Linked DNA regions of Homo sapiens: region 2 is linked to region 1. Evidence: chromatin loops called from intact Hi-C (ENCODE). Cell type or tissue: CD14-positive monocyte. All regions are shown on one strand. Each heading gives the region's core, and the rest is flanking DNA. Links, peaks and the distances in the headings are about the cores only.

What was found. Peaks named below come from ENCODE experiments on the same cell type or tissue, not always from the same donor. Only the 100,000 strongest peaks of a DNase experiment are listed, where the experiment ranks them.
Region 2: a loop joins it to region 1, with 2.4 times the contacts of the local background. A loop is called at or near these places in 14 of 110 quality-filtered maps.

What each region holds. Positions count from the first base shown.
Region 1 is chr20:48,885,973-48,888,880 of GRCh38, reverse strand. It overlaps a transcript of PREX1 not described here. Among named protein-coding and RNA genes, the nearest start is that of ARFGEF2, 34 kb to the left of the region's middle. In CD14-positive monocyte, for the core only: no CTCF peak of the experiment used is centred there; no DNase peak of the experiment used is centred there.
Region 2 is chr20:48,830,366-48,833,273 of GRCh38, reverse strand. It overlaps a transcript of PREX1 not described here. Among named protein-coding and RNA genes, the nearest start is that of PREX1, 3.8 kb to the right of the region's middle. In CD14-positive monocyte, for the core only: no CTCF peak of the experiment used is centred there; DNase peaks (open chromatin) are centred at 753 and 1,333; H3K4me3 peaks cover 1,584 bases; H3K27ac peaks cover 1,939 bases.

The DNA.
Region 1 (2,908 bases), core at 116-2,615:
GCAATATTTACCAAAATCGAAATGAATACAAAAATCCATGACAAACAAAATGGCTTTTTTTTTTTTTTTTTTTTTTTAGACAGGATATTGCTCTGCTGCCCAGGCTGGAGTGTGGTGGTGCAATCTCGGCCCACTTCAACCTCTGCCTCCTGGGCTCAAGAGATCCTCCCACCTCAACCTCCCAAGTAGTTGAGATTACAAGCATGTGCCACCATGCTTGGCTAATTTTTTTTTTTTTTTTTTTTTTTGAGTTGGAGTCTCGCTCTGTCGCCAGGCTGGAGTGCAGTGCTGCGATCTTGGCTCACTGCAACCTCCACCTCCCAGGTTCAAGCAATTCTCCTACCTCAGCCTCCCGAGTAGCTGAGTGCACCACCACGGCCAGCTAATTTTTGTATTTTTTTAGTAGCGATGGGGTTTCACTATGTTGTCCAGGCTGGTCTCAAACTCCTGGACTCAAGTTATCCACCTGCCTTAGCCTCCCAAAGTGTTCGGATTACAGTGTGATATGGTTTGACTGTGTCCCAACCCAAATCTCAACTTGAATTGTATCTCCCAGAATTCCCACGTGTTGTGGGAGAGACCCAGAGGGAGGTAATTGAATCATGGGGGCCAGTCTTTCCCGTGCTATTCTCGTGATAGTGAATAAGTCTCACGAGATCTGATGGGTTTATCAGGGGTTTCTGCTTTTGCTTCTTCCCTCATTCTTTCTTGCGGCCACCATGTAAGAAGTGCTTTTCGCCCTGCACAATGATTCTGAGAAATTCCCCAGACATGTGGAACTGTAAGTCCAATTAAACCTCTTTTTGTTCCCAGTTTCGGGTGTCTTTAGCAGCAGTGTGAAAACCTAATACAACAGGTGTGACCCACAGTGCTTGGCCCAAAATACCAGCATTTTATTATTTATTTATTTATTTATTTAATTTATTTTTTTGAGACGGAATCTCACTCTGTCGCCCAGGCTGGAGTGCGGCGGCGTGATCTCGGCTCACTGCAAGCTCCGCCTCCCGGGTTTACGCCATTCTCCCGCCTCAGCCTCCCCAGGAACTGGAACTACAGGAGCCCGCCACCACGCCCGGCTAATTTTGTTTTAGTATTTTTAGTAGAGACGGGGTTTCGCTGTGTTAGCCAGGATGGTCTCCATCTCTTGACATCGTGATCCGCCCACCTCGGCCTCCCAAAGTGCTGGGATTACAGGCGTGAATCACCGCACCCGGCAAACAACATTTTATTTTTATTTATTTATTTGTTTATTTATTATTTTGAGTTGGGGTCTCACTCTGTCGCCCAGGCTGGAGTGCAGTGGTGTGATCTTGGCTCACTGCAACCTCTGCTTCCCGGGCTCAAGCTGTCTTTCAGCCTCAGTCTCCCAAGTAGCTGGGACCACAGGTGTGAGCCACTATGCCTGGCTAATTTTTGTATATTTTGTAGAGACAGGGTTTTGTCATGTTGGCCAGGCTGAGTCAACCATGTTGGCCAGGTTTTGCCATGTTTTCCATGTTGACCAGTCTCTGACTCCTGAGCTCAAAGTGATCCGCATGCCTTGGCCTCCCAAAGTGCTGGGATTACAGGTGTGACCCACTGCTCCTGGCCACCAACATTTTAAATAAAGTGCTTTCCATGTATTGACTTGCTTAATCCTCATAAAAACTCTAAGAAAGATGGGGAAACTGAGGCACGGAGGTATGTATTAACTTGTTCAAGATTATGAGGCTGATCAGTAATAGCTGGGGTTTGAACCTATGCCACCTGCCTCCAGAGCCTTTGCTGTTTATCATGCAACTTTGGGCAAATCACCTACCTTCTCTAGGCTTCAGCTTCCTCATTTGCTGTTCCCTCATTGCCATTCCTCTTAAAGATAGTATTACCTGCCCTACCTACCTCCGATGGTTGTGAGGCTTAAATGAGATACTATATTGCTAAAGGGATTTTGCAAACTGTAAAGTACTGTGTACATGGAAGGGAGAACAACAGAGAGATCAACAGGGTCTTGGAGCCAGCCTGCTTGGATTCACCACCCAGCTCTGACATGTTAACAGATTGACTGGTTTTATGGCTACTGACTTAGCCTTTCTGTGCCTCAGTTTCTTCATCCGTAACATGGTGATAATACTAGTCCCTACCTTGTGGGATTGTGGAGAAAGTTAAATGAATTTATGTTTGTAAAAGCTAAGAAGAGTGCAGACACAAGCTTAATGCTATATAAATGTTTGCTTCTGTTTTTGTCTTTTACTTAACTTGTGAGACTGAGCGCCTTTGTCCCTTTGGGAACTGATTTTGTCTGGGCCTAGCTTCTGGGGGCTTTCTTTAAAAACACCACCATGAGGCCTGGGGAGATCAGGCTTCTGGTCACACATAGATGCAGAGAGTTTGTAAGTGCTTCTGGGTGGCCAGACCCAGCTGAGCAGTGGTTCCATGGTGGGGGTATTTGGCTCACTAAGGGTGGCCTGGCCAGCGCCTGGGGGTGTGCCAGGCTTCTGTTCTTAGCTTTGGCTGTGCAAGTGGCCCACTGCCAGGAGAAGGAAGTGAGAAGCCCAATCTCTGGATGACCAGTGCTAGGGTACATCAGAGCACCTGCGTGTGACTGGCCTTACCACGGAGGCTTCCAGAATTTCTTACACTAATGAATAAACTTTACTTTTAAGAGCAGTTTTAAGTTCACAGCAGAATTGAGTGGAAAATAGAATTTCTGTAGAAATTTTCAACATACCCCCATCCCTACATATTCACAACCTCCCCTACTACTGACATCCTGCACCACAATAATATATTTGCTACAACTGATGAACCTACATTGACACATTATTATCACCCATCATTATCCCCCGGAGTCCATAGTTTACATTAGGTTTCGGGATTGCACATTCTATGGGTTTTGACAAACATATAATGGCATGTATCCACCATTATG
Region 2 (2,908 bases), core at 278-2,777, 56 kb after region 1:
TTAGAAGTGTCCTATCTCAGGGTCTCAAGATGGCTGTCATAGCTCCAGACATCATGGCTTCATCCACTTACAATAGCAAACACCCATCCAAGGATCGGGCAGCATACTATGCACTTTGGATCTATTAAATATTTTAACCTGCACAACAACGCTGTGAGGTAGAAGCTCTTACTGACCCCATTTTACAGATATGGATATTGAAGCCCAGAGAGGTTAAGTCACTTACACAAAGTGACACAATTAGGAAGCAGTGGGACTGGGATTTGAAGCTGAGAAGCTGGTCTCTGGTGCTACAACAATGTCCAAAGGCTGGAGAAGAAGTCGTGCATGTTGGTGGCAGAGTGGGATTGGAACTGAGGGTCCTAGATGTTTTCCTTTCTGCTTCCTCAAAGCAGTGTCTCCAATGCCTCCTGGCAAAAGTATGATTTGGCAAAGCTGTGGAGCCCTGACTTAATTGGATACCTATTATGCTTAAATCAGACCTTGAACCAGAGCCCCCTGGAGAATGTGCTTCCAACAGCAAGGCTTCCCTTAGAGACGTTTTGACTTGGGCAGCTGGGGGTAGCTCAACTACTAGGAAGACGATTATATTTTGGTGGGAAGAAGTGAACCCTGGGCTGTGTGTCCAGCGTTGATTTGAGTTGTCCAGCTGCTCTAATTCCAAGGGTGGAGAGGCCTCCCTCTTCTTCTCAGACAGCTGCTCTTGGTTCTCAGAATGAGGAACAGCCCTGCTCTGGGCTGCTGGTCTGACTTTTGAGAACTCATTTGCATTTGGGAAATGATGGCACCCTCGGGCAGTGCAGTAACTCACTTCTCAATTGGCTCATTCAACTTGGGATGGGAAAGAAAATCACTTGTTTTTCCTTGCTTTAACTTAATTAGTTTTCCTTTTAAACAGAGCTTGGGAAGGGGGCCTTCAAATCCTCAGCCTGCAGAAGCTGACAGGGGCTTGTCAGGGAATAAGAAACTCTGATGTTTCCAAGCAGCAGAATCTTCTCCCCCTCAACTGTGAAACTTATGTAACAGAAACGAAATGGTATTTCCCACTATTTGCAAAGTACATGGCAACGGAAACTCTAAAATTGTCCCTGCAAAAGAGAATTTCCCTATCATTATCATCACTTTTTTTTTCTTCCCCCTGAACTGCAATTTTTTTTTTTTCTTCTTCCTCCCTGTTCTTTTTGAGAACGTTACCCAGCTGCCGGCTGTTTCAGGCCCTGCCCTGACATACACATGAGACAGATAGGCTCCCCACTAGATATTCCGGACGGGTGATGGGGAAGAAGGGAATAGAGGTCAAAGTTGAAATGGGGATAGGAAGAGATCTACTCCAGCCTGACTGCTTAGTCATGTTTGGTTTAGGGAGTTGCCTATGCCAGGATTAGCTGGGAGGCAGCCAGGTTTTGAAGAGAGGGAGTCCCCACTGATCCCGCCAAGGCTGAGGCCCCTGGCTGAATCCTGATGGCTGAATCATGACACTGGGGTAGTGACCTGAGGCAGAGTCCTGGAGGTGCCACCAACCAATGGTGCTTCCCCAGGCCCATCCCTTGCAGGCCTTAGAGAAGCTGAAAGGACCTTGTTTATTTATTGTCCTTCTCTCCCTGCTCTTGACTGGACACACCAGGAAGCCAGGGACCTTATCTGTTCTGTTCACTGCTGTATCCCTGCCTGGAGCATAGGAGGCCCTCAGTATATAATAGTTGAATGCATGAGAGGAGGAACTTGTCTTCATCCTCACCTATCCCCCTTGCTGGAATAATGCCGGCAGCACAAGGGCCTCAGCTGTTGGGGTGCTCAGTGCTGCAGCCTCAGGACCCCGCCCAATGCCCAGTGTGTAGTAGATGCTTGTGGCCGACACTTATAGATGCCCACCATGCTAGCTCCTCTTCTCTCTTGACAACAGATCTCCAAGTTGTCTGGGCAGCCTTGTGCCAGGGGACTAAGCAGGTCTTTTCTAAGTTGATGGTGGCAATCTATGCCCTCGGTCAGGGACTTTTCAAGGGTGACCATGGCTTCTAGTGCTGACCTGCTGGGAGCTTAAGTTTATTCCCCCAAAGAGAGAAGCACAGAGGAGACAGAGTCTTCTTCGTACTTTTCTTTCCTTCATTGGAGGTGTGTGAGGAGGCAATGTTGCTGTTTCAGCAGCCATTTTGTGCCTCTGAGGCCCTAAAGCTTGGGAGGAAAAGCCACCATGCTGAGGATAGGAGGGTCAAAGGTGCCATGATCCTTGATGACATCATGAAGTCCTACACCAGCCTCAGGAACCAACTGCCTCTGGACCTCTTGCTAAATAATGTCCTTATGCTTTAAGCTATCAATAGCCCAGTTTTCTTCTCCTTGCAGCCAAATGCATCCTATTAGATTCAGCACTCAATCCACGCATTGTAAAAGACTTCACTTATTGAGCACCTACTGTGTGCTCTAAGCACCCTCCATGTATGCACTCAGGAACCTTGCAACGACTTTATGATGTAGGTACTGATATTATTCTTAGTTCACAGATGAGGAAAGCAAGGCACAGAGAGCTTAAGTATGTTACTAAACGCTGTATTATCTTTTAGTGTCATCATTACCACTGGGGATGGGGATGGAAGGGGAAAAAGATCCCAGCAGAATCTGAGGAAGTAACGATGTATAAAACATTGGGGTGGGCCAGAGATGGGACCCATCCACAACGTGGAAATGTTTTTTGGCAGTGTGGGCCAATTCTTGGGTGAAATGTGGGATTTGTGTGTAAACTTGAGGCTAACCTTCCTTGGTCATGGGCTGAGAAGGGAACTAACATTTGTTGAGCACCTACTCTGTGCCAGCTATGTGTGTCAGGTACTTTACATCAGTGGTTCTCAACAGGGGGCAATTCTGTCCCCAGGGATATCTGGCAATGTCTGGAGACACTTTTTCTGTTTAT